Linked DNA regions of Homo sapiens: regions 1 and 2 are each linked to region 3. The links are chromatin loops, found by intact Hi-C in ENCODE. Cell type or tissue: PC-9. All regions are shown on one strand. Links, peaks and the distances in the headings refer to the core of each region. The heading gives the core; the rest is flanking DNA.

Region 1 (10,396 bases), core at 3,401-8,400, 160 kb before region 3:
TTGAAACCAGGACGCAGGTGCCTCAGCCAGAGGCTCCTGGCAGTACCCCCTTGAAGAAGGGCGGCTGGAAAGAGACATCAACATCTGATGGGTGCACCCCTCCTGTGCTCCTCCAGAGCCATCTGTCATCAGAGAGCCTGGGCATCTCCAATTCTGATGAGTCAGCACCTCCAAGACCAATTCCCAGACCCTAGAGAATGACAGTTACCAGAGTGAGGTCTCCGACCCTTCTGGAGCTCTCCCACCCCATCCTGTCACCCCTGCCTCTCAGCCTGACCGCCATGTAACCCTGGGGGTGCTGAGAAGACAGGAGAAGGGGAGGGGAAGGGATAAGGGTGGCCCTGCACGTCTGGGGTCATCAGTCCTCACAAGACACCACGATTACAGACACCACAGAAATCATTTGGGCTGAACCGTGTGAGATCCAGATGGTCCAGATCCAAACCCACCATGCCCTGGCCATGACCTTGGAGATGGTACTGAGCAGTTGAAGATATCAGTGGCTGTACTCACCTTACAGATCATTCTGACGGCTAAGTACTGATAAAGACCTCTGCCTGGGAGAATACACGCATGACCTCCACCTTGTCAAGGTGAGAATCAATACTTTACAGATGATGAAGCTGGGGGCGGGGCACTGATTCACCCAAAGGAACACTGAGGGTGGCAGCACCAGGATTTCCACGCCAGGTTGGAGGCCAAGCCCAGCTGCTTCTCGCAAAGGAGACAGTGACAAGTGCTCACAGGTATCACCGTGGCCGACCACAGACACAGCCCTGATGCAGCCTCACCACAAAACCTAGTTCTCACCATACCCAAGACCCCCAGTTAGCCCAAAACCAGGCGAGCAATTCAACATACTCATTGTTACAGGCTCCAAAAACGCAGAGCCAAAAGAAATGACAAAGGACTATTCACTCAACACCTCAAACTCAAACTAGGAAATATCTTTCCAAGCATGAAAAAAATTGTTCCAGGACCAAGACAAGGAAAATGCACTTTCATAGGTATCCATGAGCCCATACTGATATAAATGAGTGAGTGAATGAATAAATAAATAAACGAGGGAGATGGGACAAAATGTCCTGATAGAAGAACTCCAAATAGTGTATTTGGACACTTCCCCCTCCAGGAAATTGAGCTTATGTCCCCTCCTATTGATATAAAGGGGCTGGACTTGGTGACTCTCTTCTAATGAAGGGTACAGAAAGGGAAAAACAGCAAATGCACAGTGAAGAAAACTGGCGGACACCACCTTAGACCAGTGATCAAGGTCAAGATCACCAGTGATGAACGCTGTTGACGTCACGTACCCACTGATTTGATGCAATGAGAACACTTCACTGCTGTATTCTCCCTGAAACCCCAGTTTATTATGAGAAAACGTCAGACAAAACCAAATGGAAGAACATCCTTCAAAATACATGACTAGCATTCTCTAAAATTGTCAACGTCACTAAAAACAAGAAAAGACTGAGGGAAACATCACAGAGCAGAAAAGACTAAATACAATGTGGAATCCAGACTGGATCCTTGAACAGGAAAAGGATATTAGTGGAAAAACTAATCAACAGAGACCAACTCTATGGTTAATAGCATGCTTCCAATGTTAATTTCTTAGCATTGATAAACGCACTATGATGATGTTGACATGCTTGTTGTATGCATATAACATAGTATGAAGATGTTAATACCAAGAGAAACTGGGTGAGAGATATATCAGAACTCCTATTATTATTATTATTATTTTGAGACGGAGTCTTGCTCTGTCGCCCAGGCTGGAGTGCAGTGGCACGATCTCGGCTCACTGCAACCTCTGCCTCCCGGGTTCAAGCAATTCTCTGCCTCAGCCTCCTGAGTAGCCGGGATTACAGGCATCCACCACCACGCCCAGCTAATTTTTGTATTTTTAGTAGAGACAGGGGTTTCACCATGTTGGCCAGGCTGGTCTCGAACTCCTGACCTCGTGATCCACCCACCTCGGCCTCCCAAAGTGCTGGGATTACAGGCGTGAGCCACCGCGCCCAGCCCAGGAACTCATTTTCTGTAAATGTATTTTCTGTAAACTTTTCCGTAAATCCAAAAGTATTCCAGAAAGTGGATAATGTGTGGAAATCTTCAATAACGCAACCTGTGTCATACAATGGGATGATGTCACAAAGCTGTATACAGTTTACGGGCGATAGGCAGCTGCGTCCTGCCCCTAATTTTTAGAATTAGAGCAGCTACCCGGTGCCAGGTGCTTTACTGTCGCTAATTCACAAAACGCCATGAACAGGAGCCTCCCCGTGAATGGAAAACCAGCAATGAGAGCGCTTCAGTCGCTTGACAGTCACATTCATGTGTGCACCTGATCCGGCGCTGGCTCCAAAGCCCATGTTCTTTCCCACACGCCCCACTGTGCCCCTCCGAGACTGGAACCGTAGAGAGCGACCACCTCTTTCTATCAGGCCCCAGTGCCCTGCAAGACACAAGACCCTCCGGGAGGGGTCTCTGTCCATGGGTCCATGGTCCCAGATGCTGGAGTGAGAGCTTCATTTGAAAGCCGATACACGGAATAACCACGAGGTGGCGACAGACCCCAGCAATATCCAGGAGAGATGCCCGCGGGCCCAGAGGAGCTGCCTGAGCTCAGGTGCTGCTCTTCGCCTGACTTCCCTGCTGGGCACAGCTGGTTATAAGGAGTTAATGCCTTTGCCCTGGCCACGATTTTTGTGAGGACAGAAGCGAGCCACTTCCCTCAAGCACCGTTATAACTCTGGAGGTCTATCTGTTAGGAACAATGCAGATTGTGCCTTCGCCGGCCTTTGGCAGAAACCGGCAGAGCTCTTTACATAGGACCACACCCCCAGGCACGCACACAACACACACACACTCACACACCCACTCACACACACACCCACACATACCACACACACCCAGACACACACACACCACACACATTCTCACACACACACACCCCTCCCCAGAGACACACAACACACACTCAGACACACGCCCAAACACGCACACAACACAGACACACATAACGCAGACACACACAACATATACACACTCATACACCCAGACACACAGAGACGCACAAGACTCAGACGCGCACACACACACTCATACACACACAGGCAGAAACCCAGATATACACAATCATACACACACCCACACACTTATGCACACTCACACTCATATACACACCCAGGCACACACACTCATACACCAAGATACACACCCACACACTCATACACAGACATACAGACACACACACACCAGATATGCACACTCACACATACACTCAGACACACTCACATACACTCTCTCACACACATACTCCTGGGAGGGATCCTGACATTCACCTAGGGGAGTCAGGGGCTACAGGCCTTGACAAGCATGCTAACAATTTCCAGTGTGGGTAACAGACCTGGGTCCTGGTCTCCCACCTTTTAAACCTCAGATGCTCCAGCCTGTAATCCCTACTACCTGGGTTTGAATCCCAGCTCTGTTACTTACCATTTATGTGACCTTGGGCAGGTGGCTTAGCTGTGGTCCTCACTTTCCCCACCTAGGGCCTAGAGACAGGAGCAGGGCTAAGCCCACTGGATTTTTAAATGTATAGCTGAAAGTCACTTGAATCAGAGCCTCATCAATGTCTGGCACTTTTTGCTGTTGTTTCTACCCCTTGAGGGAGTGTATTTACCCTGCCCCCAGTCCTCTGTATTCAACAGAATACAATTCTTGTATATGAAGACAACACGGGCTTACCATGACAAGCCTAGAAGAGGTCCTAATGAACAGGTGCCCTGCTATCTACTCAGGCTACGAAAGAAAAGACTAGAGATTCCTCCAAACTACAGACTCGATTCATGGGAGATGCTCTCCACCTCTAACTGGTTTCCAAGAATCCACCATAGTGGGCCATCTTGTTACCTAGGGAGGACTTGAGGGCACCCAGACCTCAAAGGATCCGCTAGGAAAGTCATGTGGGCAAAGCTGCAATGTTTTCTCTCTCCGTTCCTGAGAGTTTGGTTTTTCCAATGGTCAAAGTGAATGTTCAGGATCTACTGCCTTAAAAACCTTCTCTAGGCTAAAATGTGACAGCCCTATAATGACAGAGGACTTGCACACTCCAGCAGAGCATGCTATTCCTGTAGGCCCTCAAGTGTTTATATGAGACAGACTCAAGTGTTTTCTGGAAACAGTCATGTTGTAGCATAGGAGGGTGATGGAGCCTCCCAGGAAAGGGTGGCACCCATGAGTCCCCGGATTTTCCCTAGAAGGTGCCAGCCTTTACGACCTGTACAGAAGAGCTGCCTTCCAGGGGGCTGGCAGAGCAGAACTCCCCACATTGTGCCAGCTCATCGTCACCAAAAGCTCCACTGCCAACACGCACTTCATGGAGGGAGAGAGAAAAACCAGGGTTCAATCCGTTCTTTCTAGACCAGGGCTCCAGAAAGCAGGGGTCCTAGAGCAGGAGTCCCAGGAGTCTAGAGCAAGGGTCCCCTGACCAGCAGCATCTGCATCAACAGGGAGCTTACAAGAAATGCAGGTTCTCAGGCCCTGCACCAGAGCAACTGAATCAGGAACATTGCGGGTGGGACCAGCCATCTGTGTCCTAAACAGCCCCCCACAGGGGCTCAGATGAGCTCCAGCTGAAAAACCACGGGCCTAGATGCTCTGAGGAGTACGGTTCATCAAACCCAGCAGCCACTGCACTGTTCTGGCCTTCCTCAGAGTGACCTTTACAGACCTGCTGTTTTTCGTTTTTTGTTTTTCTGAGACAGAGTTTCACTCTCGTTGCCCAGGCTGGAGTGCAATGACATGATCTCTCGGCTCACTGCAACCTCCACCTCCCGGGTCCAAGGGATTCTCCTCCCTCAGCCTCCCGAGTAGCTGGGATTACAGAGCCTGTCGCCACGCCCAGCTAATTTTTTGTATTTTTAGTAGAGACAGGGTTTCACCATGTTGGCCAGGCTGGTCTCGAACTCCTGACCTCAGGTGATCCTCCCACCTCAGCCTCCCAAAGTGCTGGGATTACAGGCGTGAGCCAGCGCACCCAGCCCAGACCTGCACTTTTGTATTTATGTCACAGGCCTCCTTAGTAGAAAGTGGCGGGGAAAGAACCTAGAAGATCCTTGAAGCTCAGAATTTCCTGTGGGAAGAGGATGCGTCCACCACAGAGCATTCCTGGGGAGCCCACGCATCTCTCTGCACAGTGGCAGCCCGTGGATAACTTCACCTAATAAGAATTGATAGAGCTGACCCAGAAAGTACTAGCCTACACCGGACCATAGCCCTGCCACCCCTAGCAATTATATAGGGATTAGAGCAGAATATTTTATCCCAGCTTTCCCCGTGGCTTTTATCTTATTTTTCCTTCCTTTATTTATTTTTATTTTTTTAGATACAGGGTCTTGTTCTGTCACCCAGGCCGGAGTGCAGTGGCGTGATCGCAGCTCACTGTAGCTTCAAACTCCCAGCTCAGTCTCTGAAGTAGCCGGGACCATCAAGCCGGCTAATTTGTTTTTTGAAAAGATAGGGCCTCACTATGCTGCCCAGGCTGGTCTCAAACTTGTGGGCTCAGGGGATCCTCCTACCTGGGCCTCCCAACGTGTTGGAATTACAGCCATGAGCCACCGCGCCCAGCCTTTATTTCCTTTACTTATGAAAATAACATTTTAAATTAAATGCCTTAAGTCCTTTTGGCGATAGACCAGGTATGTTCAATAGTCTGCCAAAGACATGTGAGTTTTCTAAAGCTATTTCCATCCATGTCGGATTGGGGTGAGAGAAGGGAGACCCAGTTAGGCTGCTGGTAAATGTGTACATGGCCTGCACCTGCAATAATATAACCTGAACACTAGAGGGCACCAGAGCCCAAGAGTCAGGCAGCCCCAGACTTGGCCCTGAGCAGGAAGCACCAGGCGCAATAAAAGCCCCCTCCAGACCCCATAACTATCCAGGCTGCAAGAGCTGCAAGATCCAGACCCTCCTCAGCCTCACACCTCCAAACACCCACCTGCCCGTGTTCACCTGTGGGGTGGTCAGTAAGCAAGTGCCCAGGGACACACGGAGCAGGGCTGCAACCCCAGGCCATCAGTCGGCCTGTGCTCTGAGCCCCCACTGCGTGCCAAGTGCTGCAGGGAGGGAACCATGATGGTGCCGTGCACGTGTGCAGAGCCTATCACTTACCAAACATGTTCGCCCACACACAGACACACAGACATGCACACGCCACCTCTTTATATCATCCCCAGCACCCAGTAAGGCCAGCTCCATCACCCCATCCTGCTGATGAGAAAAATGAGTCCCAAGAGTGCACGGTGACTTCTCAGGGTCAGACATCCTGGCTGGTTAACAGCCGCCCAGCTGGGGAGGTCCCACTCGGCCCAGGGTGGTTTTCCACTTTAGCGCAGCACCTCCCAAAAAGCAAACATGAACCTGTTCTCGGGAGTCCTGCCTGCGATAACCTGGAGCTGGGCTAAACCTGGAGTGAATGCTGTTAACCAAGCTCAGGGCGGGTTTCCAGGAGGCTGAGCTCGCACAGCCACAATGGCAAAGCCACCACTCAGAGAGCTGGAGCCCTTTAGTTTCCCGGCGCCTCCTGCCGGTTCTTCCCGTAAACGTCTGTGGCTCATGCTGCACAGTATTCGGTTGCATCTGCTGCTTCATGGCTCTGTAAAAGGCAAGGTGGGGGGCTGTGTATATGTACGCATGAGTATGCATGCACGTGTGTATGTGCACATATATATGCATTTATGCACCCCCTAGAGGCACTATGGGCCATGAGGGACCTGCCTGTCCCTCCCTGCACCTCATTCTGGCCACAGTGGCCAGTCCTCTACCCCTGTCCCCAGCCGTGTCCTGCCCCAGACCCACCGGGAAAATGCAAGGGAGAGACAAGGCACCCTGCACAAATCCACAGACGCTTACAGGGTGACACCAGAAAGGAAACCTCCAGGCAACCTACCTGTCCCGGAGCTCACAGGGAGTGTGGCCCTCCCAGACACCCAGCCTGACTCCCCAGACACAGCCATCATCCAAAAATGGCACCACAGAGGCAGCCATCAATTATTTTGTTTCTAGTCTTGCTCAAGTTTTTTGCACTTATTCCCTTTTTGTCCTAATAAATAATTTCCATCAAAAGGAATCCCGCGAACATGGCTATTTGGCAGAGAACAATCATATGTCAAACTTTCCTACATCTACAAGAAGAATGGATCTGTTGAAACCCATTTAAGTCTCAAATGATGTATACAGAATATAGAGAATATTCTTTGCCACAGATGAGAATATCCCTCTCGTTCTGAAAATCTGGCTGAGCAGGGCCGGTGCTGGAGCAAGGTCCGTGCTGGAGCAAGGTATGGGGGAGTCCTCTTTCCCATGACCACTTGCATGGGTGTCTTCATGAGACCCACTGGGCATGGTGGTGGGGAGAGGGCTCATGGGGCTGAGCTCCTGGGGGTGAGCTGTAACCCTTCTTTGGGGACTTTTTATCTCAGACTGAAGGGCTCAGTCTCGGTGACCAGGGCAGATTCTGCCACCCTGCAGCTGTTTTGGAGGAAGGTCAGGGAGGCCCATGAATATGGAACCAACCAGGAGGAGGTTCTTGGGACACACAGATCCAGGACAACACAGCCCCAGGCTGACGTCCCCATCAGACCATCCATGAGGCACAAACCAGCGCCCGCCATACTCTGAAGGGCCCATGAAAATGTTTTAACTTCTTTTAAAATCAGGGGAAAAAAAAATAGAACACATGCTTTTAGGTAAAAAAAATGTTTTAATATATCATAATATTTGACATTTTTAATATATTTTTTAAGTAGGAAGGGATCCAAGAGGGCAAAGTTGCCCAGAACCTGCAAAAGTCAGAATGGCTAGAGTGGCCCGGGAAGTTTCCAGAACTCCTGAGCTGGGACAGCCGAGGTACACTGACAACCGCACCATAGACAGCCCCCCAAAGCCAGATGCCCCTTCTCGTGGGCCCTGAGAGGGGAGTTACTGCACCTGCCAGAGCACAGCTACATGGCCCAAGGTGCTTCCAGCTGCAATGAGACCCTAAGAACTCTGTCCACTTAGGAAAGGTTCTTATCCAACCCCGGGGCCAGGCAGGAATGGGCGTGGAGAGCTGGGTAACAGCAGAAAACCAGGAAGATGCAACTCTCCCCGTTCTCCTGAGACAAACCCTAGTGCAAGACTCCACTGCATTTCCTTCCATTTCTATTGACTATGGTAATATGCACATACCACGCAACTCGGCATTTTAACCTGTTTCAAGTGTACGATGACAGCACATTCACAGTGTCGTGCAAGCATCACCACCATCTAGGTCCAGAGCACTATCAGCCCCTCTGAAAGGAAACTCCACCCCATTCATCAGCCACTGTCCACTCCCTGACCCCAGCCCAGCCCCTGCCAGCCACTAAGCTCCTTCCTGTCTCTGTGGGTTTGCCTATCCTGGACATTTCATAGCAATGGGATGTGCAACAGGGGGCCTTTTGTGTCTGGCTCCTCTCAGCCTCAGGTTTTCAAGGTACCTCCATGTTGGTAGCACATGTCCATGCTTTGGTCCTTTCTATGGCTGAATAATGCCCCCCACACACACACTGCCTGCTACCTTCCATTGGTTTTTCTCCCCTTAGGGGCATGAAAGTGCTAATAAAGGAAAGCTGAAACCTCTATGACTTATGTTAACAAACCTCAGCTCCAAGCACTCACCTAGGTAAGAGATGTGGGTGCTGAGAACTGAAAATGAGCAGGCACACGCTTTTTTATTATTTATTTTTGTTTTGTTTTTTTTTTGAGACGGAGTCTCGCTCTGTCACCAGGCTGGAGTGCAGTTGGCGCCATCTCGGTTCACTGCAACCTCTGCCTCCTGGGTTCAAGCGATTCTTCTGCCTCAACCTCCTGAGTAGCTGGGATTACAGACGCTCACCACCATGTCCGGGTGATTTTTGTATTTTTAGTAGAGACGAGGGTTTCATCATATTGGGCCAGGCTGGTCTCGAACTCCTGACCTCGTGATCCACCCGCCTTGGCCTCCCAAAGTGCTGGGATTACAGGTGTGAGCCACCACGCCCCACCTATTAATTTATTTATTTTGAGACAGAGTCTCACTCCATCACCCGGGCTGGAGCGCAATAGTGTGATCTCGACTTATTGCAACCTCTGCCTCCCGGGTTCAAGTGATTCTCCTGCCTCAGCCTCCCAAGTAGCTGGGATTATAGGCAAGCGTTCATAAATGTTCCCATACACGTCTGTGGCTCATGCTACATGGTATTCGGTTGAATCTGCTGCCTCATGGCTCTATAAAAGGCAAGGTGGGGGGTGTGCATATGTGTGCACATGAGCATGCATGCACGTCTGGCTATTTTTTCATATTTTCAGTAGAGACGGGGTTTCACCATGTTGGCCAGGCTGGTCTCGAACTCCTGACCTCAAGTGATCCTCCCACCTTGGCCTCCCAAAGTGCTGGGATTACAGAAGGCAAGCACATTTTTAAACCACAAAACACAAAAAGTCAGATCCACCTGCGAGCGTGCATTCTGTCTGGCGTCAGCCCTAATAGTCTCCCTCTCTTCCATCATTCAGGGCCCCAGGGAGTCGAGTGCTTACTCAGCACTTAGACCAGGGGATTCAGGGATTTCTGCCTGGAAAGCCCCGTCTCTCCTGTCTTGGTGGTAACCTGGTCCCTTTTACCTGCAGCTCTGGCAAACGCCAGCTGCTGGGTGCTTCCTCCTCCTTCATGAGAAAAGATGAGAAACTGGGGTAAACAACCCACCAAGGGCAGGTATGGAGAGAAGAAGGAAAGGCTAAGACACAGATGGGAGAAGACAGACAGGGAGAAGGTAGGGAGAAGATGACCCATTTGGACCTGCTCCTCAATGCCCAAGAAGCAGAGAGTTTTTCAAGGACAGCTTTAATAATAAGAGCTCTTCTTCGAAGCTCAGGGGGATGGATGGAGGAAGAGTGTGAGACCCACAGCAAGAGCAGCAAGCTGACACCTCCCTCGCCACAGCTGGAAGCCGCTGCCCACTGACCAATCCCATAGACGCCCTTCACTCCCCAGCCTCCACACCCCTGGCTAAGAGGACCCAGAATGGATAGCACAGTTGTTTTTTTTCCCCCTCTCCCAACCTCCCTGGGGCTCAAGGAACGGGATAAGGGTTATGACTGCCAGATCAGAGACTCAAGTCACTTCAGATGTTCCTTTTTTTTAAAAAAAAAAAAAAAAAAAAAAAAAAAAGGCCGGACGCGGTGGCTCATGCCTGTAATCCCAGCACTTTGGGAGGCCGAGGTGGGCGGATCACGAGGTCAGGAGATCGAGACCATCTTGACTAACACGGTGAAACCCCATCTCTACTAAAAATACAAAAAAAGAAAAAAATTAGCCGGGTGTGAT
Region 2 (10,396 bases), core at 3,426-8,425, 75 kb before region 3:
CCATGCTATCGGCATTGTCATCTCTTATACAGATGCACATTGAGTGCCTCTAATTCTGAGGATGATCCCCTGAGGAATCTTGCCTTTTCCCAGCGCCATGCTGCTTGTCCATCCAGGCACGTGGCAGCAACACCACCATAGGGATGCCCAGGATGCCAAGCTGCATGCCCGCTACCTCCCCTCCCTCCTGCTTCCTCAGCCCACCTCTTCTACCCCAACCCTGAGCCTCAGAAGGAGGCCGAACCATCTGCCCGTTTTCATTCTTGTCTTTTGCAGTTGGGAAATGAATCTTCAGTGACAGAGCCCACAGAGGAAAACACCCAAACCTGACCCTCCCTTTAACCTTGCGAGCGCTATCACTCAGCCAGATACCACCACTGTTTCCCGAGGACTAAGAGAGATGGCTCTTTGCCTGGTGGAGCTGTGAGGAAGATGATGGGAAACGGGCATGCTGGCATCGGAGTTTTTCTGGATTGGAAAAAGAGGATTTTACTTTTCAGCACCTGCCAGCATGATAGGTTTGCCAAGAATTCTACACTAAACAAACACACACGCCTACATCACCCCTCCTCCCAAGCAGGCATAACCCACTGGGGAAGGAAACAGCTCAGGAAGGCGGATGGCAGGGGTTCGTGAACCTTGCTAGTTTCCAGGGCACGATCCATTTTAATCTCCGCCAGAGGACTTAAAAATCTATTCTGTCAATATCTCCCTTATTAGTAAAGTTTGGGTCCCAAAGCAAGAAAACTAAGGCTTAATTTTGACTTAGAAGATTGTTGTTGTTGTTTTATTATAAGTTTTGATTATGTAGTATGTGTGTGTATATATGTTATTCACTACATACATATTTATGTATTTTTAATATATTTTATATTTTAATATAACATATAATACATATTATATATTATATAATATGTAATTATATATTAAAATATATAATTATACATATATTTTAATACATAAAGTATATTTTAATGTATATATAAATTATACACATGTATATTCAAATGTGTATATCAATATTTATGTATATATTTAGATTTGAAAGCCTTGGGGGACATGTAGGTCCATATCCTCTTGTAGATATCGTAGTGGGATCCTGGCTTTTGGTTATCGTCTCCCCCAAGTCTCCTATTCCCTTTCCGTCCCATTTTTTTCTTGCAAAGAACAAGCAATGACTGAGGCTTTCATAGCCATTGTCACAGAATAGGTCCTGTGGGGAGTTGATTTGTAAAAAGTTCCTGGACCAAAATAAAGGTGGTGACCAAAATGAAGTCATCTCTGCCACCTCCCAGTGGGTATCGATGTGGAAACGGTAACTTGAATCTGAAGCTTCTTTGTGCCCAGCCCCACTGTGCTGATGAGAGCAGACAGGGTGGGAGAGAAAGGGGCACACAGAGTGGACATGTGGATGCCGTTCCTCAAGCCCTTGAAGAAACCAAGAGTTGGCCGCAGCCCTGACCCAGAGTTCTGGGAGATGGGTCCGTGGTAACCCCGCAAGGGAGAAGAGGGCAAGAAGGCCAGGATTCCCAGGGCTCATCCAGAACAGCCCATCCGTCCAGATGGGTATCCTTGATTCCAGTACCTTCCCTGCTCACACATCTCTTTCATCCATTCATTGTACCACTCTGAAGTGTAGAATATGCAAAAGAGAGAATAAAATCATATCATCGCCACATGTAGTTTGCTGTGTCATGCTTATCCTGGTGGATGAAAAAGAGGCCCACGAACCTATGGAAGCCATTCTTGCCACCTGGGTTTATGAGCCAATAGACCATGGCAGAGGTGATGGGATGTCATGGCCATGCTTATGCTATATTACATAAGACCCTCACTTACTAGCTGACTCAGTCGAGGGGCTCTCCTTGCTGGTTTGATCAGTAAGCAGCCATGCTGGGAAAAACCCATGTCCCTAGGAGCTGAAGGAAGCCTCTAGCTCACAGCCAGCAAGAAGCAGGGTCCCTAAACCCATACCTGCCAGAACTGAATACTGCCAGCAATGGGAGTGAGTTTGGGAGCAGATTCCTCCCCACTTGAGCCCCTGGAGGAGACTATAGTTAGGCCAACCCCTTGATTGCAGCTTGTGAGACCCTGAACAGACGCCCAGTTAAAACTGTGTCCAGATTTCTAACCGAGAGAAACTGAAATAATCACGTGTTGTTTTAATCTGCTAGATTCGTGGTAGTTTGTCACACACAAATAGAAAATGAATACAACGACCGTCTCCCACCAACTTACCAAATATGATAAATGTTCACATGGAAGAAATGTACAGACTCATACATCATCTATTCAAGTGCAGTCCTTTGTTTTTTAACCGTGTTACAGGCTTGTTAGGAACTGAAAAAAATTACATTTTTTTTTTTTGAGACAGTCTCACTGTGTTGCCCAGGCTGGGGTACTCTGGTGTAATCTTGGCTCACTGCAACCTCTGCCTCCCAGGTTCAAGTGATTCTCCTGCCTCTCACTCTAGCCTCCCAAGTAGCTGGGACTACAGGTGCGCAACACCACACCCGGCTGATTTTTTGTGTTTTTAGTAGAGATGGGGTTTCACCATGTTGGCCAGGCTGATCAGGAGCTTCTGACCTCATGAGATCCACCCACCTTGGCCTTCCAAAGTGCTGTGATTATAGGCGTGAGCCACCACTCCTGGCCAAAAATTTACATTTCTATACTTTCACATAATAAGTTCAGTAAGCATTTTCATTGAAACAGCAGAAAGGGAGCTGGTTCTAATTGAAGACAAACTTTGAAAAGATTTAAATTTTACTAATCTTAAATCAGTTCATTGTTGTTTTCCATGGGACACACTCCAGGGCATGGTGGTGACCAATGCAGTCTGCAAACCCAAGTGCACATTGAACCCGACCCTAAAAGGCAAAGGTCAGAGAAAGGGTACACCTCTGACCTCCTTCCTGCACAACTACAAAGTGGAACCCAAGCTTTGGCTAAGGGCCTCCCCTCTTTGCGTGCTCCCCAGGCTTGCCCCACGTTTCCACTTTTCCCTGATGCATCCTGGGCTTCTTGGAGGTCATGGTGAGAGACAGGACTAGCTGGACTTCCTAGGCCGACTAAGAATTCCTAAACCTAGCTGGGGAAGGTGACCGCACCCACCTTTAAACATGGGGCTTGTAACTCAGCTCACACCCGACCAATCAGGTAGTAAAGAGGGCTCACTAAAATACAAATTAGGCTAAAAGCAGGAGGTAAAGAAATACTCAAATCATATATTGCCTGAGAGCACCGGGGGAGGGACGATGATAGGGATATAAACCCAGGCATTCGAGCAGGGAGAGGCAACCCCCTTTGGGTCCCCTCCCTTGTATGGGAGCTCTGTTTTCATGCTATTAAATCTTGCAACTGCACACTCTTCTGGTCTGTGTTTGTTACGGCTCGAGTTGAGCTTTCACTCGCCGTCCACCACTGCTGTTTGCCACTGTCGTAGACCCACTGCTGACTTCCACCCCTCCAGATCCAGCAGGGTGTCCGCTGTGCTCCTGATCCAGTGAGGCGCCCATTGCCACTCCCGTTCGGGCTAGAGGCTTACCACTGTTCCTGCGTGGCTAAGTGTCCGGGTTCGTCCTAATCGAGCTGAACACTAGTCACTGGGTTCCATGGTTCTCTTCCATGACCCACGGCTTCTAATAGAGCTATAACACTCACCGCATGGCCCAACGTTCCATTCCTTGGAATCGGTGACGCCAAGAACCTCAGGTCGGAGAACAAAAGGCTTGCCGCCATCTCGGGAGCTGCCTGCCCCATCATGGGAGCGGCTCGCCACCATCTTGGGAGCTTTAAGGACAAAGACTCACCTGTAACAATGGCTCTTGTAATCAGTGAAGGGAGAGGCTAACTTGGCCTTAAACCCCACGGCTGGGTCCTCACCACGTCCAAACAGGCTGGATCTGCTCGCTCCCTGCCAGGAGGAGGGAGGCCAATGAGAAATGTATCATTGTGGCTCATAGTGCACCAGAGAATGGAGACTATATCAGAAAAGACCCCGCATGATTTCCAAGCTGATCTTTTAATCTGGGGGAGGATCACGGGCTGTGGGGATGCTGGGATACAGGTCCATAGGTTCACCCTCTACAAAGAATCACACATCTTTCCTTGGGCCACACAAAGCAGTTGCTCTTCTGTTACAGGAAAAGGGTCCTGATCCAGTCCCCAAGAGAGGGTTCTTGGATCTCCCGCAAGAATTCAAGGTGAGTCCAAAGTGCAAAGTGAAAGCAAGGTTATTAAGAAAGTAAAGGAATAAAAGAATGGCTACTCTGTAGACAGAGCAGCCCCAAGGGCTGCTGGTTGCCTATTTTTATGGTTATTTCTTGAAGATATGCTAAACAAGGGGTGGATTATTCATGCCTCTCCTTTCTAGACCATATAGGGTAACTTCCTGACATTGCAGTGGCATTTGTAAACTGTCATGGTGCTGGTGGGAGTGTAGCAGTGAGGATGACCAGAGGTCACTCTCGTGACCATTTTAGTTTTGGTGGGTTTTGGCCAGCTCCTTTACTGCAACCTGTTTTATCAGCAAGGTCTTTATGACCCATATTTTTGTGCTGACCTCCTATCTCATCCTGTGACTTAGAATGCCTTAACTGCCTGGATAGGCAGTCCAGTAAGTTTCAGCCTCATTTTACCCAGCTCCTATTTAAGATGGAGTTGTTCTGGTTCACATGCCTCTGACACTTCCAGCTCTTCCACCCACACACATCTTCCCTGTCTTGGGGCAGAGGGCAGTAGCCTCGTACCCTGAGGATTCTTGAAGGTCTGGGGTCCGAGCAGCTCCATCAGAAGCCCCATCGGGGACCTCTGAGGGGTCAGTGACAGTCCCTGGGGACAGACGGTGGCTCCCCAGGACGCTTTCCCTATTAAGCCACTGGCAGAGTCCAGACACTTTCACTGGGTTGAGAGCTAGAAGGTCAGAGAGCGGGAGAGAATCCAGAGGTAGGTTCAGGGTTACTGTTTTGCTCAGCCCTGGATGGCCAGGCCCAGCCTCCCGCATTCTACTGGAAGGAGGAGGAAGATGGGTTTAGTTCTTCCCAGGGCAGGAGAGAGAAGCACAATTGTGGGCTGGGTTCCTCCTGCCTCTGAACACAGCGCCATCCCTTCTCCCAGGTGCTGGGCTGGGGTGTGTGGAAGATGAAGGAAAAGTGAATTAACTAAATAGGGTTCCTGCAGTGTCTGGAAAGCCTCTAAACCCCCGAGCACCTCAGGCTTCCCTGCCCTGATTCAGAGGTGAGGTTACCTAAAAGCCAAGGAAGCCTGGGCTTCGGGGACCCTCACTCACAGGCCCCCTTCCAAAAAAGCCCTGCACCTAAGCTTGTACTGGGACTTCTGTATTATTTTTCCCAAAGGGCGCTCCCCACGTTGTATACACTTCCGGCCCCCAAATCTGGATCCACCCTGGGAAGGGACAAACTGGGGGCAGCCTACCCACATTCGGCCAGCGGGGGGTCCGACCGGCCTTGGTATCTCCAAGCGAGGTAACAGTAGTCGCCCCTTGCGTCCCTCCCCCTCCGGGGCGCATCGCCCCTTGCGTGCAAAGCCCCGGCACCGCCACGAGTCTCGCCTCGCCCTGCACAGGTAAACAGCCGCTGGCCGCCGGCCGGCCGCCCTGCAGGGCAGCCCGGGGACCTGCCCCCGGCGCCACGCCCGGCGCCCCGGGGAGGCCCAGCCCGCAGGCCCCGCCGACTGGGCGCCGCGCCCTGGGAACGTGCACCGGGGCAGGCAGCCCGGCCTCACCTGGCCCCAGCGCGGAGCCGGATCACACCTGCCTGCTGGGTGAGCCGAGGGCATTCGCGGAAGGGAAGAGACAAGACCTGGGAAGGGACGCCTGTGGCTTAGAAAGACCCTCAGGCAGGGCCGGGCGTGGGGCGCGCTGATAAAAATTCCTGGAGCTGTATTATTCACATCGCAGATTTGTCCCTTTGCCTCAATCTAAAAGGAATGGGAAAGAACAGCCGCTGGGCTCTCATTTGCTTCCAGCTTACACAGATTCAACTATCAATTATCCCAGAGGAGAGGCGTGCAGTGCAGGGCGTTGGGCCACGAAACTGAAAGCTGCTGGCGAGGCGCGTGGGGGAGGTCGATTTCTGCGTCCTGCTGCCTCCACGCACAGTGAGAACCCACCCCGCCACTGCGTTCCTGTCCTCACAGGTAAAGTCAGGATAATAATATCTACCTCACGGGGGATTCGAGGAAGTGGTGGGAGCGTAAAGCCCCGTCTGGTAGAGTGAATACCTGAGCAATGGCCTTCCGGTCCCGTCTTCAGCACAGCAGGACGAAAATGTCTTCTGTTGGGATCCCAGAGAAGATCCAGACGCTGACACCTGCCCCTACCTCTCTACTTCTCATCATACCGGTCACCTGGAAGAAGGGTCCATTCAAAGCAAAGCCTGTAGCCAATGAGTTGTTTCTGCCATCAAACAGTCAAGCATATGAGGCCCAATAGGCAGTCCTGTTTTTTTTGTGACAGAGTCTCACTCTGTCGCCAGGCTGGAGTACAGTGGCGTGATCTCGGCTCACTGCAACCTCCACCTCCCGGGTTAAAGTGATTCTCCTGCCTCAGCCTCCCGAGTAGCTGGGATTACAGATGCACGCCACCACGCCGGCTAATTTTTGTATTTTTAGTAGAGACGGGGTTTCACCATGTTGGCCAGGATGGTCTCGATCCACTGACATCGTGATCCGCCCGCCTCGGCCTCCCAACGTGCTGGGATTACAGATGCGCCGGCCAGGCAGTCCTGTTAAGCCATGCCACACAGCTTAAAAAAAGACACTGGCAAGCTCAAGTCCCGAAGTTACCAGCTGAAGGAAGAGACTTAAACCAAACCAAGGGCTTCCTATGACAGTTCTGAAATACCCTCTTCCCTCTTGAGTCCATACAACTGAGAAAATAGAACGGCCAGTCACCGTGGCTCGTGCCTGTAATTCTGGCACTTTGGTAGGCAGAGGCAGGCAGATCACCTGAGGTCAGGAGTTTGAGACCAGCCTGGCCAACATGGTGAAAGCCCGTCTCTACAAAAATACAAAAATTAGCCGGGCATGGTGGCGCATGCCTGTAGTCCCAGCTACTCGGGAGGCTGAGGCATGAGAATTGCTTGACCCGGGAGGCGGAGGTTGCAGTGAGCTGAGATCGTGCCACTGCACTCCAGCCTGGGTGACAGAGCGAGCCTCTGTCTCAAAAAGAAAAAACAACAACAAAAAGGGAAAACCAAAGGTAAAATTTGATCCACAGGACTGGCCACATTTCTACACTGGTAAAATCATGGCCTTGCTGAAGCATTGATCAGGAAGGGATAAGACCCAGAGAATCCAAATGGAGACAAATGAGAGGATTTGGAAAACCTGAAGTTCTCTGAATCACCCAGTCCTCAAAGAGCCTCCTTCGTCAGCGGAAACCCTCTTCTCCAGTCTTCTGACACACTTCGTAACGACACTGCCATTTCTTTGCATCCTTTGCAGTCTCACTGCAAGAGCAAGCCAGTTCTCATGCATTACCCTCGACTGTCTCCAGAATGGACAGTTAGATCCCAGCACTTCAGAAAGAAGGACAATGGCAAGCTCAAACCAGCGAGGATCAAGATTAGAAACCAACATGATTTTGGGATTTTCCTAACTAAGGGTGCTTAATAAATGGGTGGAAAGGTATCATTTTACACTGGTCTGATGTTGTTGATATACATTGCAGAGATTCTGGATTGACTGTGCTAGCAGGAGAAGCTGGGAGTGACTTCTGAGCTGGACTGACCACTGGACGCCAAGTGATTATCCCTAATGTATTACATGTCATTTGCAACCCAAGCTGTCCGTCATGTACTGGGCCATCTGACACACTCATAAAATCCCATTACCAACTGGAAATGGTTTATGTGGGACTAGCTCCTAACCAGGTACTGAAGGCACAAGTGCATTATATGCATAGGTAGATCATTCCCTGTGTGCCTACCCCTGACCCTTTCATCAATCTAACACCGGCCTCAAAGGGGTTTCCCAAGAGCTAGTGACTAAGAGAGGAAAAACCACTGATCCTCATTTACAGATAGCTTCACACCATATGCTTGCCTACCTTTTTTTTTTTTTTTTTGAGACGAAGTCTCGTTCTGTCGCCCAGGCTGGAGTTCAGTGGTGCGATCTCAGCTCCCTGCAACCCCTGCCTCCCGGGTTCCAGCAGTTCTCCTGCCTCAGCCTCCCGAGTAGTTGGGAATGCAGGTGGGTGCCACCACGCCCAGCTAATTTTTGGTATTTTTAGTTGAGACGGGGTTTCACTGTGTTAGCCAGGATGGTCTTTATCTTCTGGCCTCATGATCCGCCCACTTCGGCCTCCCTAAGTGCTGGGATCATAGGCGTGAGCCACTGCACCCGGCCCTACCTTCTAAATAGGTGACTGTGATGTTATAGTTCAGTGAGGATAGCAGGTGAGAGGGAGAACCTCCTGGGGAGGAGAATTTGAAGCACATAACTCTGTGTCCACTTTGCTTGGAAGCAAAGAAAATTTGATGCAAGAAGCTACACCAACTTCTGAGCAGTGTAGATGGGGGGTTCTGTTCAACAGGTCACAAACTTGAAAGAAGAATGACTGGAGGTTTAATGACAGAGGAGAGGTGTGGGAAGACATACATGGCTTCACTTCTCAGAATGGGCCAAATTTGAAAATGTTTGTTTCTTGAGTAAAACATCATCCAAAATACCCACTATAGCAAAAGCTAATAATAATTAATTGAACCAGGCCATCTGCTTATGTGTAATGATTTCTTTCTCCAGGCACATCATTGCTTCAACTGATTCATGAGCAGAAGAGTCTTTGCTGGCAACACATGAACTGTGATGGATTCAATCACTTAGGCTTTCCATTATCAATGCAGACCTGGCCCCTGGGTGCACAGGGTTATCAGTGACCACCCCTGAATGCCGCAACTGACCAGACTCCAGGGACACCATGGACTACTTAGTTGCAGACTGATGACTTTGGACCTCTTCCATTATGGAAAGGGCAGTGATTTCTTTTCACTGAAACAGGCTCATGTCTGACTTTGGAACTGACCTCTCTGCCTGTAGATCATCATGGCATGCTCTACAAAATTGCTTCTGACAACGGAATTCACTTTACAGTGAAAGAGGGAAAGCAGTGGGTGATACCCTTGTCAATGGATCCTGTCACCCAGAAGCAGTCATCTGTATTCAGCTGTGACATGATTTATTGAAGATTTCATTTCAGGACTGAGAGACGATCATACCTAAGGAGATTGAAATATCGTCCTTTAAGATGCTTGTTTGTTCTGAACTAGGGAACATCACGTGGTGCCGTTTCTCCCACAGCCAGACTAAACAGGTCTGGAGGAAGGGGAAGTAGGCACGGTGCAACTTCCATCTTACTTAATGACTCTCACTCTCTTCAACTTTTTTTCCACCAATTAGCGATTTTATTCCCAGGAAAGGAAGGTTGCACCATTGAGGCAGCTGACCGTTGGGGTGGCTCCCTTTGGAAAGGGGATATAAAGTGTTTGTATGAGTGATGGTTCCATTAAAGCAGACATTTTTTAAAAAGGTGAAATTTGGGGAATTAGAGTGAATATAGATGTTGAACAGAAAAAGAGTGATATAGCAATAGTCTGGACATGTGGGCTGGCCACCTGGAATTTCACATGCCATTAGGTCAAAAAAGTGGGTTGACAAGGCTGGCTGCAGTGACTAGTCCTGGGAAAATGCTGCTATACCACGGGAGACAGGCCAGGGTGGAGGCTATGAATGAAACTCAAGTGGTTCTCTCAGGAGCCGCCTCCTCCTCCTCCTCCAGCGGTGGGAGTTAAGGGAAGACTGTTACCATCATGCATATGGGCAGGGCCTCCTTGGTCTCTGTGCCCTTAGGAAAGAGGAATAGGGTCACGGCTAGTAGGTCACACCCCAGTCATCTAAGGTACTGGCTGAAGACAGCATGGACTTGGAATGGAAACTGGAAGCGGGAAACCTAAACATCATCCAGGGTCTCTTCTCTAGGGCAGGAAATGGGTGCTGTAGCTTCTACTTGTACTTCCTGTGTTGTGTGTATCCTATTTTAACTCATTGCCTCTCTTTCCTCTCCCGTTATTCGTTTTATTGTATATGGGATGAACGGTTATGGTTAACTTTACACTTCAGCTCAAAGATACAGAATAATGAGATGGGCTTGTTATCCCACGGAGGTGGGGTATCCATTACTCACAGACCTTGAGTACAGGAGTTGAAAGACATTGGGGTAACCCCGTTGGAAAGGGAATGAAAGAAGTTTTGATTGTATGAGGAATAGCTACATATTTTAAGCAAGAGTTTTTTCTTTAAGTAAAACTAGAGGAATTAGAGTATATGTTGATATTGAACAGCAAAAGAGTAAGGCTGTAATGAACTTAATAGACCC
Region 3 (10,396 bases), core at 3,552-8,551:
CATGCTTTTCTACAATGCCAGTGCTGTTCTTATCTCCTGCCAGTGACTTTCTACTCTGGCACCATGATTTCAGTTCCCCTGTGGTTCTCATTTTTTAAATCCACCCACCTTTGTTTTCACCTTGATTTGTTTTCTTTGAATCACATCCTGTTATTCTTTCATCTCTGCTTTGGCTTGAATGTGTATGTCCCTCCAAAATTCATATGTTGAAACCAAAGACCCAGTGCAGTAGTATTAAGAGGTGGGGCTTTTGGGGAAGTGATTAAGTCATGAGGGCTCCACCCTCAAGCATGAGATTAGTGCTCTTATAAAAGAGGTTGAAGGGAACACCCAAGTCTTTTTTGCCCTCTTGCCATATGAGGACACAACAAGGTGCCATTTGTGGAGCAGAGAGCAAGCCCTTCACCAGACACAGAATCTTCTGGTGCCTTGATCTTGGACTTTACAGCCTCTAGAACTGTGAGAAATAAATTTCAACTATTCATAAATTACCCTGTCTATTTTGTTGTAGCAGCATGAATGAACTAAGACAATCTCCACCTTATAAATCTTATAAATTGTTGATTTTATTTCCAAGAAGCCACGTAGTGTCTTCCTAGATTATTTTAGTTGAATGAGAATTTGATTTTTCTTCCTCCACCTCCACTACTGGCTTTAAAATTAGGGGAAATTCTGCCCAGATGTTGCTGTCTTTATTTTTAGCATTGTTGAGCAAGTTTTCATCATTTTAATGTCTTCACACAGGGCTTCTGGCAAGATGCTATTTTAAACCAAATGGCCCAAAGTGAAGCTTCTAGAATACAATTCCAATCACATCCTCCCTCCCCCTTTTAAAGCCCTTTAGTGTCTCTGCTTTGCTCTTGCGACAGAATTGCACAACCTTCATACAGCATGCAAGGCCTCTGATGATGTGGGTCCTGCCTACCTTTGCAGCCTCTCCCTTTCCTCCTTCCCCACCTGCCTGCCTAATTCTTATGCAATCCTCAGGACTCAGCCTGGTTGCCTAAGGCAGGCTCTGCTCATTATTCCCTTATCCATTCCTCAATAGGAAAAGAATCCCTGATCCTTGGCTGGACACATGGTTGCATGGAATAAAGACAGCCTCCCTTGCAGCTAGGTGAGAACATGTAACTAAGCTTCTGGCCAAAAAAATGTGAAGGGGAAAAGACGGGTGCAACTTCCGGACAGGTCCTTAAAGGGGGGAAGTGTATTTCTTCTTTACTCCCTCTGCCTCCATCCCACTATTTGGGATGTGGAAATGATGGCCGAGTACCACTGTGGACCAAGGGGCTAGAGATGGTAAAGTAGAAATCTAGACACAATCTAAGTCACAGATGACCGTGGTGTCATGCTACTTAACTCTAGGTGAGAGAGAAATCAACTTCTTATTTATACCATTATAAATTTGGATTCTGTTACAAAGAGCAAACCCATATTCTAAATACTACAGAACTGGCACTGTAAGTGAAGTACTGCAAGTAACAAGACCTAACCATGGGGCAACAGCTTCCTGGAAGCCCTTGAGTGCAGGCGGTGGGGACACAGGAACATTTAGGCTGCAAAGCTGGAGATTCCCATCAGGTTGAGCAACACCGTGAGTGACATCTCCCCTGGCTGCCCCTTGATGGTCATAGCTCTGGGGGGAATTTTTCTGTAGGAAAAATTCAGAAGTGTGGCATGTGCTCACTTTTAGAAAATTCTAACGAAAGACATGAACAGCCAGAAATGGAAAGGAACAGACTTGTGCAAGAAAAGAACCTTTCTCTGTCTCCTGCTTTCTAGATTGATGGAAAGGCCCTTAATTTGAGAAAATGCTTCTGTACCTTGAACAGAAGCAGTTAAAATGAAGGCTGCAAAGCACAGGGCTTAGTGAGGGATTAGACTGATGCCTTGTCCTACAAGGTCTGCTGGCAGAGGTGGGACAAAGACTGTTGCCTCCCCATGCAAGCACATTTGTTTCAGAAGACTCAAAGTTGTTGTCATTAAGCTGAGAGGGAGCAGATGGGCTGAGCCAGAGACCTATAGAGAAAGGACTGGGTCTTCAAGAAGGAAGACAGACAGGGGACAGGCTCCAAAGACATGTGACATATGTGGACTTCTTCTCCCTGTTTTCATCTGCCTGTGGCAGGGCCTGCCTGCCTATTTGAGCTAGCCTGCCGGGGGATAACACAGTCAACCTTGCTGGGCAGCGTAAGGTATTTACCAAACACTAGAGGCCAGTTCTCACTCCATCTTGAAAGACCAAAGAAAAATAACAACAAAGGTCAACCCTCCCTTTATTTTTTTTGAAAGCTTCTACTGAGTTTCAGTTAATAGAGTTTTTGTTTTTTAATAGAAGGTGATCTGAAAGGCAATATGGAGAGAACACTTGCAGGATGTCTTGGATCCACCTAAAATTTTGGATGGCCTTACCAGAAAGCAGTGTTTGTGAGTTTTGATGTTAGAATTTTCAGTGTGCTTTGAAAGGTGTCCAGTGCTTTGCCAGGCGACATGAGGAACTTTCCACGAAGCTTGAAGGTAACCCTCCCCTAGAAAGCTGCGGTGCTTCCTTGTTTCCTCACCCACAAAGACCCTTAGTCAAAGGATACACATTCATGTATTTTACTAGACAACAGAGTGAAACATTTTTTAAAAAAATTTTTACCTTGAAAATCTATATTGTGGGTCAGAGTGGAGATATGATCAGCAGCAGGCCAAGGGACAGGCCAAGGAATCCCGGATCCACAATAGGAACAGATAAGACATGACATGAGGGCATGGGGAGAGGTGAAGTCAGTCGGTGTCAGGAAGGCAGGTTAAGTCCAGGGCAGGAAACCAAGTTCAAGACCCTGCAGATGAGGGGGCAATGGAAAAGTCAGTGCCAATAAGGAAGGATGGATTAGCAGCTCAAGATTCAAGCAGACAAGACAGTCCTAAGAGTCCAGGTACAGGGGAAGGTAAACAGGAAGAAGCAGGTTCGAGCAGGCAAGACATGGCATTGAAGCCCGGGGTGATAAGACTTAGCCCGTGGAGTTCGTGGTGGAGACTTCTGGATCCACAGACCAGGTTTGTAACAGGGTAAGAATCTCGGCTGAAAGATTAGGAGCCACAGTCCTAAAGCCTGGGTCAGAAACTGGGTAACGAGGTGGGAGCCAAGCACAGGTGAGCAGCAGCATCTCCCTGTTTCTCCATCCACAAAGGCCCTTGGTCACCTTGATAGTGGGCCCGCATCTTACAAAGCAGGAGCTCCTCCTGCACTCCCAGCCAGGGTGTAGATGGGAGAGTTTCCAGGGGGAGGCAGCAGCCCCACACCACTGTCCTAGACAAACCACATTACCCTTAATACAGATTAGTGACTGCCAGGTCAACAGAGTGAAACCCGAAGGGTTCTCATACATTGCCCTTAACTCAGTCATCAAACTCTTCTTCTTCCTCCTCCTCCTCTGGATCCCAATCTCTCCGAAAGGTATTAATAGCCAACTAGCTGTACACATAAAAAAAACTGGGAGGGGTTTCTAGCCATTCTCAACCCCTATATCTAATTGGACCCCAAGTCTAGCTGATTTTATTATACTTACAAAATGGTAAAACCAAATCCTTCCCCTGCAATGTTCTTCCATCACCTCCCTGCCATCCCTCATCTGAGGGTGATAATAACAGCTATAACTTCTCTCATTCCAGGGCTGTGCTAGATGCTTTTCAAGTGCACTCTCGCTGAATCCCCCAACACTTTGACCCTGGAGCCATTCATAGGCCCATTATACAGATTTTAAAAAAGCAAACTGAGGCCCAGAGAAGTGAAATGACATTTCAAAGCTCACCCAGCTGGTAAATAATAACGTCAGGGACCTCAAATTTAGATCTACAGTCCACCACAAAGGCCGTGCATAGATATTAGGTTTGCCGCAAAATTGTGGGTTTTGGCTGGGTGCAGTGGCTCAGGCCGGGCGCGGTGGCTAAAGCCTGTAATCCCAGCACTTTGGGAGGCCGAGGCGGGTGGATGACCTGAAGTCAGGAGTTCGAGACCAGCCTGGCCAACATGGTGAAACCTCGTCTCTACTAAAAATACAAAACTTAGCTGGGTGTAGTGGTGCGCACCTGTACTCCCAGCTACTTGGGAGGCTGAGGCGGGAGGATCGCTTGAACCTGGGAGGCGGAGGTTGCAGTGAGCTGAGATCACGCCACTGCACTCCAGCCTGGGTAACAGAGTAAGGCTCTTTCTCTCTCTCTCAAAAAAAAAATTAATAAAAATAATAATAATTGCGGTTTTTGCCAATGAAATGGCAAAAACTGCAATTACTTTTGCACCAGGCTAATACTGTTCAATAATGGGTCGCCAAAAAAGGAAGGAAGCAGGTAAGAAGCGCAGCAGCCAAGTTCATAACCCTGCTGCTGACAGTGTCAACATCCACCTCCTGCTGAGTGCCTGCTACGCAACCAGTACCACCCAAGGGCTTTCCTTCCACTTTCATTTACCCCTTCAGGAAATCCCATTTACAGATGAGGAACCTGATCCTTAACAAGGAGAAAGAGCTTGAGTTTGCACACCGTGTCTGTGTTGAGCCTCCTTGGTAAAGACCAGAGAACACCACCTTTTTGTGATTATGGGGCTGTCCCCAAACCTGTCAGGAAGGCGGATGACATGGTCTGCAGCTGTTCACCTCCTGTGGACTGCCCTGTTTCAGATCTGGGTTCATGGAGTGTTTCACCTGCCTGGCTGAAGAAGGAACGTGGCCGTACTTGTGAAGCTAATAGTGAGAGGTTCATTTGTTTAAACAGCAGTTGGTGGAAAAGCATGGAATCAAGGATCTTTACACGTACATATTCAAAACCACTTCACCTCGCATCTTGCATCCATGTAGCCCCTTCACGCTCACAATTTTTCCTCTCGTGATGTCTATTCTCACTCAGGGCCAACTCCACGGGTGTGCGACCAGTGCAGCATCCCAGGGTCTGCACTCAGGAGGAGGTAAGGGTTGGCTGCATACATCTCATGCACCCAGCCACGAAAGGGGCCCCGGGAGCCCGCGAGAGGCTCTCTCCTCCAGGAAGTACCCCTCTGCCCAAGGGCACGATGTTACAAGGCAGATAAGATGCACCATGACTAAGTTCTTCAAAAAATTAAAAATCAAATTACCGAATGATTTAGCAATGCCTCTTCTGGCCATATACCCCAAAGAACCTCAAGTGGGGTCTTGAAGAGATATTCTTACATTCATGTTCACAAGCAGCACTATTCACAAGAGCTAAATGGTGAAACAGCCCAAGTGTTCATGGACAGACGAATGAACAAACAAAATGATGCATCCGTGCAACCTAATATTGTTCAGCCTTCAAAGGAAGAAAATTATGACACGTTACAACATGATGACCCCTGAGGACATTATGCTAAGTGAAATAGGACGGACACAAAGGGACAAATACTGTGTGATGCCACTTCTATGAGGTCCCTAGAGGAGTCACATTCATAGAGACAGAAAGAAAATGGCAGTTGCCAGGGGCTGGGGGGAGATAAGGAATGGGGAGTTAGTGCCTAATGATTAATGTATACATAACATACCATGTACCATCTTTTTTTATTTTTGATTTTTGGTGGAGTCTCGCTCTGTCACCCAGGCTGGAGTACAGTGCTGTGATCTTGGCTCCCTGCAGCCTCCGCCACCCGGGTTCAAGCGATTCTCGTGCCTCAGCCTCCTGAGTAGCTGGGATTACAGGCATGTGCCACCTGTAATTTTTGTATTTTGAGTAGAGACGTGGTTTCACCATGTTGGCCAGGCTGGACTCGAACTCTTGACTTCAAGTGATCCGCCCGCTTCAGCCTCCCAAAGTGTTGGGATTACAGACGTGAGCCACCGTGCCCGGCCAAAATGTACCATCTTGATCAATTTTTAAGTGCACAGACAGGTCATGGTAAGTGTGAAAAAATACCTAACTCCCGCCCTCGTTCTCCTCGCACCCTCCCTGACCCACCCCAAAAAGGCCCAAGGGAGCCCCCCTGCATTCCCAACCTGCAGGCATGAGGTCATACAAGCGGGGTGTTGGGCAGAGGCCCCTGGCAGATGGCAGGGTAGGGCCCCCAGCACTCCATTCTGGACAGAATGAAAACCTGACGACCTATCTGATGGAATTACACGGAAGAAAGGAAATTCGTCTTTTAAGAACAAGCGGGAGGCGGATGACTGAAGTCCCAAAGAATGCTGTGGTTGAACCTTTTTTTTTTTGTTGTTTGTTTTCTGGCACAGTCTGTCTCTATGACTGAGCTGAGTAACGTGTTTCCCGTGACAAAGGCCCCTTTCTTACGACAGTTTAATAGCTCCAATACGGGGGACAGCCCTGACTCTCCCATGGGCCAGCGTCTGAAGGCGGCCACAGAAAAAGGGAGGGAAAGCCGCCGCTCTTCTCCAAGTTGGTCCAGACTGAACTGAGAGAGTATAAGGAAAAAAAAAATCGGAAACTTTAACCCACTCCTGAAATAAAAAATAGAAGTTACCAAAGGGATGGGGAACACACATGCAGAGGCACAGAGAAGAATATGGATGAAAAAGTGGCCTCAGAGCCCGGTGTGGTGGCTCACGCCTGTAATCCCAGTACTTTGGGAAATCGAGGTGGGCGGATCACTTGAGGACAGGAGTTTGAGACCAACCTGGCCAACATGGTAAAACCCCATCTCTACAAAAAATACAAAAATTAGCTGGGCGTGGTGGCAGGTGCCTGTAATCCCAGCTACTCAGGAGGCTGAGGCATGAGAATTGCTTGAACTCAGGGGGTGGAGGTTACAGTGAGCCAAGACGATGCCACTGCACTCCACCCTGGGAAACAGAGGGAGACCCTGTCTCAAAAAAAAAAAAATATATATATATACACACACACACACACACACACACACACACACATATACACATATAAAATATATATACACATATATACATATATACACATATAAGTATATGTATATATGTATATACTTATATGTGTATGTATATATGTATATATGTATATACTTATATGTGTATATATATGTATATACATATATATAAAAATAAAAATTTTAAAAAATTTAAAAAGAGGAAAAAAAAGTGGCCTTGGGGCTTTGCGTCCAACTGTGAGAGGAAGTGGAGAAAGCTAAGAGAGGACCTCAGGGACAGAGAAGACGCCGATGGAGGTAGGGAGACCCGATGCCCTGGTTTCTTAACAGCTGCTGTGATGAAGTACCACAGGGATTTGTTCTCACAGCCCTGGAGGCCAGAAGTCCAAGATCAAGTTGTCCGCAGGGCTATGCTCCCCCTGAAGGCTCTAGGGGAGGATCCTCCCTCGGCTCTTCCAGCTTCTGGTGGCCCTGGCACTTGGTGGCATTCCCCAGCTTCTAGACACATGACTCTAGTCTCTGCCTCCACTACCACAAGGCCGTCTTCCCTCCACGTGTCCCTGTGTGGCCACGGGGCACTGTCCTCTCCGCATGTGTCATCCCTCCTTGTTTTATAAGGGTACCCAGTCATGTTGGACTTAGGCCCACCCTAATCCAGTACGAGCTGATCTTAACTAATTACATCTGCAAAGATCCTACCGCCAAATAAGGTTACAGTCACAGGTCCTGGGGATTAAGACTTCCATACCTTTCTGGGGTGCATGACTTCAGCATCGCTCCTTATTCTGGAACTTACAGGACAGGTCACTCTTGCTCTGTAGCTCTCCCTCGGAGTGACCCTGCACATCGGCTGTCTAGGAGGTGAGGCTGGAGAAGTGAGTCATGACCGCAAGGCCACCAGATCACCTCAGTACCACCTGTCTGGAGTTTTCCCTTCTTTCCCCCTTCCTGCCCCCGGTATCTCACTGCTGGGCGGCACTGGCAAGGGTTATGGTTCTTACCAAAGTAACACTCATCTGGAGCAACACTCAAAACCATCTTTAACAGAAATATTTGCTTCCAGTTAACACCGAATACAAAATCTCTATCTGTCCCTCACTGTGGATTTTTTACCTAGGCTTGCATTTCGTAATGAGCCAAATGAGGTTTGATTTTAAAGAAGCATCTGGGCTGAGGGCAGCAGCTCATGCCTGTAATCTCAGCATTTGGGGAGGCTGAGGCGGACGGATCTTTTGAGGTCAGGAGTTTGAGACCTGGTGAAACCCCGCCTCTACTAAAAAGAGAAAAAAAAATTACCTGGGCATAGTGGCAGGCGCCTGTAATCCCAGCTACTCGTGAGGCTGAGGCAGGAGAATCGCTTGAACCTGGGAGGTGGAGGTTGCAGTGAGCTGAGATCAGGCCACTGCACCCCAGCCTGGGCAACAGAGCAAGACTCCATCTCAGGGGAAAAAAAGTGTCTGACAAATTGGAATTACTATAGTCAATGTTCAAAGGATTCATAATGGGAGATTAGACATTTTCACAACTGAGTTGACCCCATTTCCCACACGACTTTGGGGGAGAGTTTTGAAGACCTTGGGGTCACAGCCAGGCACGTCACTTAACAGCAGAGTGATAATTAAGAGCACAGGCTCTGGAGCTGGTCACCTGGGTTCAAATCCTAGAGGAGTCAAATTCATAGGGACAGAAAGTACAATGGCAGCTGCCCCTCACTTGCTGTGTGCTCTTGGACACAGCCTGCTTCTGTAAAATGGGAATGATAATTTCCAGCTTTCTTGATTGTTCCATGATTGCTAGAGGCTGGCAGAGGAAGTTTATTCGTGGGCTTCTGAATCAGATGGAAGTAAGTCTTGAACTCCTGGCCTCAAGTGATCCTCCTGCCTCAGCCTCCCAAGTAGCTGAGATTACAGGCATGAGCCACCATGCCTGGCTAGACAGAAGTAAGTCAAATCCTGAATCTACCAGGTTCAGTGGCTCACGCCTGCAATCCTAGCACTTTGGGAGGCTGAGGCAGGCAGATCACCTGAGCTTAAGAGTTGAAGACCAGCCTTGGCAACATGGCAAAACCCCGAATCTACTAAAAATACAAAAAAAAAAAAATTAGCCAGGTGTGATGGCACATGCCTGTAGTCCCAGCTATTTGGGAGGCCGAGGCATGAGAATCACTTGAACCTGGGAGGTGGAGGTTGCAGTGGGCCAAGATCATGCCACTGCACTCCAGCCTGGACAACAAAGACTCTATCTCAAAAAAAGCAATCCTGAATCTGCCTCTTACCAGAAGAATGACCTCTGAGCATTTCCCCTGCCTCCCGAGGCCCCGTGGCCACATGTCCATACTGGGATGGCAGCGAGGACTGAGCAATGCATGTAAGCAGCACCAAGTGCCACATGTCCCCACGAGTGCGACACAAGCACCAGTGCTCCTGAGCTGCCTTTCTTGGCGTACCAAGCAGAATGTTTTAAAATGAAGACCCTGCCCCCCAGAACTAAACCGCACCCACAGCTCCCTCTGTAGTGGCCTGACCTTCCTCAGCAGGCTGCCCTGGAAGACAGAATTGCTTTCTTCCCCAAGTCGCTTGTAACAAGCTGTTGGGGAGGACGGACAGGGCAGCAGTGGGAACGGAGAAGAGAAAAGAAGTGTGCGTCATCTCCAGTGCCCGGGAAAGCCGCAAGGAAACCACACTGCCATTTTCAGAGAGCTTGACGGGGCCCTCCCTCCCCCAAGGTCTGCTCCAGGCTAACAGAGTATACGTTGTGCAGAGATAGCTTCCTGTGCCAAGATGTCCAATCCCTGTCGCCAGGGACTTGGGTGGGGGTGGCTGGGGGCAGTGGCAGAGGAGGAAAGGGCCGCAGCATAAAAGCCCCTTGTGCTGCTCATGGAGGAGACGCTGCTGCCCGGCGGATGGGGGAGGGGCAGCACTGTCATCTTCCTTTTTGCTCTGAGAAGGTGACTTGTGTGGTTAGATGGAAGGGGCCCCCAAATGAGTCCAGGAAACTGGGGCGCAAAAGGGAAGCAGCTCGTGTGCTTGTGTGGTCTGGAGGGGCCGACCCTTGCCGTCGACACCCCTAGCACAGAGCTGACCACGCATTGCCTGGTTCTGGGTCCCGTGCAGAGCATAAAAGAGGTGACCCAGGCTCTGCTCCCAGGGAGGACACAGGAGAGAGAAAAACACCACACAACGAAGGCTGGGGACAAGGGCTGGGCAGTACCAGGGCCAGGGCTCATGAGCATGCACAGTCCATGCTGTGATAAGATGACGAAGTCAGCCTGGGAGGGCCTCGGGGGAAAGAGGGCAAAGGATGTGAAGGCCCCTTATAAAGCACGGAGCTCTAGAAACAGGAGTAGAAGCAGTGGGAGGGCAGAGCAGCCAGGCACACTCACAGACCCTGCTCCTGGACCTGGGCTCCGAGTAGCCAGGCACACTCAGAGACCCTGCTCCTGGACCTGGGCCCCGAGGCTTGGATGTCAATTCCCTGCAGACAGTGGAAGCTACTTCTGAGACAGTTCTTCTCCTGGGGAGGCAGGGAGTGGGGAGTGCTTGTCCTGGACCT

The links. Peaks named below come from ENCODE experiments on the same cell type or tissue, not always from the same donor. Only the 100,000 strongest peaks of a DNase experiment are listed, where the experiment ranks them.
Region 1: a loop joins it to region 3, with 7 times the contacts of the local background. A loop is called at or near these places in 59 of 110 quality-filtered maps.
Region 2: a loop joins it to region 3, with 7 times the contacts of the local background. A loop is called at or near these places in 2 of 110 quality-filtered maps.

What each region holds. Positions count from the first base shown.
Region 1 is chr17:72,554,548-72,564,943 of GRCh38, forward strand. The region is part of intron 1 of LINC00673 (long intergenic non-protein coding RNA 673); the gene reads right to left. Among named protein-coding and RNA genes, the nearest start is that of LINC00673, 33 kb to the right of the region's middle. RefSeq lists an enhancer at 2,232-2,732. In PC-9, for the core only: CTCF peaks have their summits at 5,865 (motif pointing right) and 6,065; no DNase peak of the experiment used is centred there.
Region 2 is chr17:72,634,935-72,645,330 of GRCh38, forward strand. LINC00511 (long intergenic non-protein coding RNA 511) reads right to left here and starts at 5,538. Exons shown (of 5, transcript NR_033876.1): 1 at 5,437-5,538; 2 at 3,813-3,916. It overlaps LOC105371887 (a long non-coding RNA gene), which reads left to right and starts at 5,741. Exons shown (of 4, transcript XR_934961.3): 1 at 5,741-5,784; 2 at 5,989-6,159; 3 at 7,694-7,895; 4 at 8,767-9,531. It overlaps LOC107985005 (a long non-coding RNA gene), which reads left to right. Exons shown (of 3, transcript XR_001752991.2): 3 at 277-746. In PC-9, for the core only: no CTCF peak of the experiment used is centred there; a DNase peak (open chromatin) is centred at 5,787; H3K4me3 peaks cover 1,331 bases; H3K27ac peaks cover 1,257 bases.
Region 3 is chr17:72,710,154-72,720,549 of GRCh38, forward strand. The region is part of intron 7 of SLC39A11 (solute carrier family 39 member 11); the gene reads right to left. Among named protein-coding and RNA genes, the nearest start is that of LINC00511, 75 kb to the left of the region's middle. RefSeq lists enhancers at 9,114-9,792, 9,793-10,396. In PC-9, for the core only: no CTCF peak of the experiment used is centred there; DNase peaks (open chromatin) are centred at 6,208 and 7,698; H3K4me3 peaks cover 1,719 bases; H3K27ac peaks cover 3,242 bases.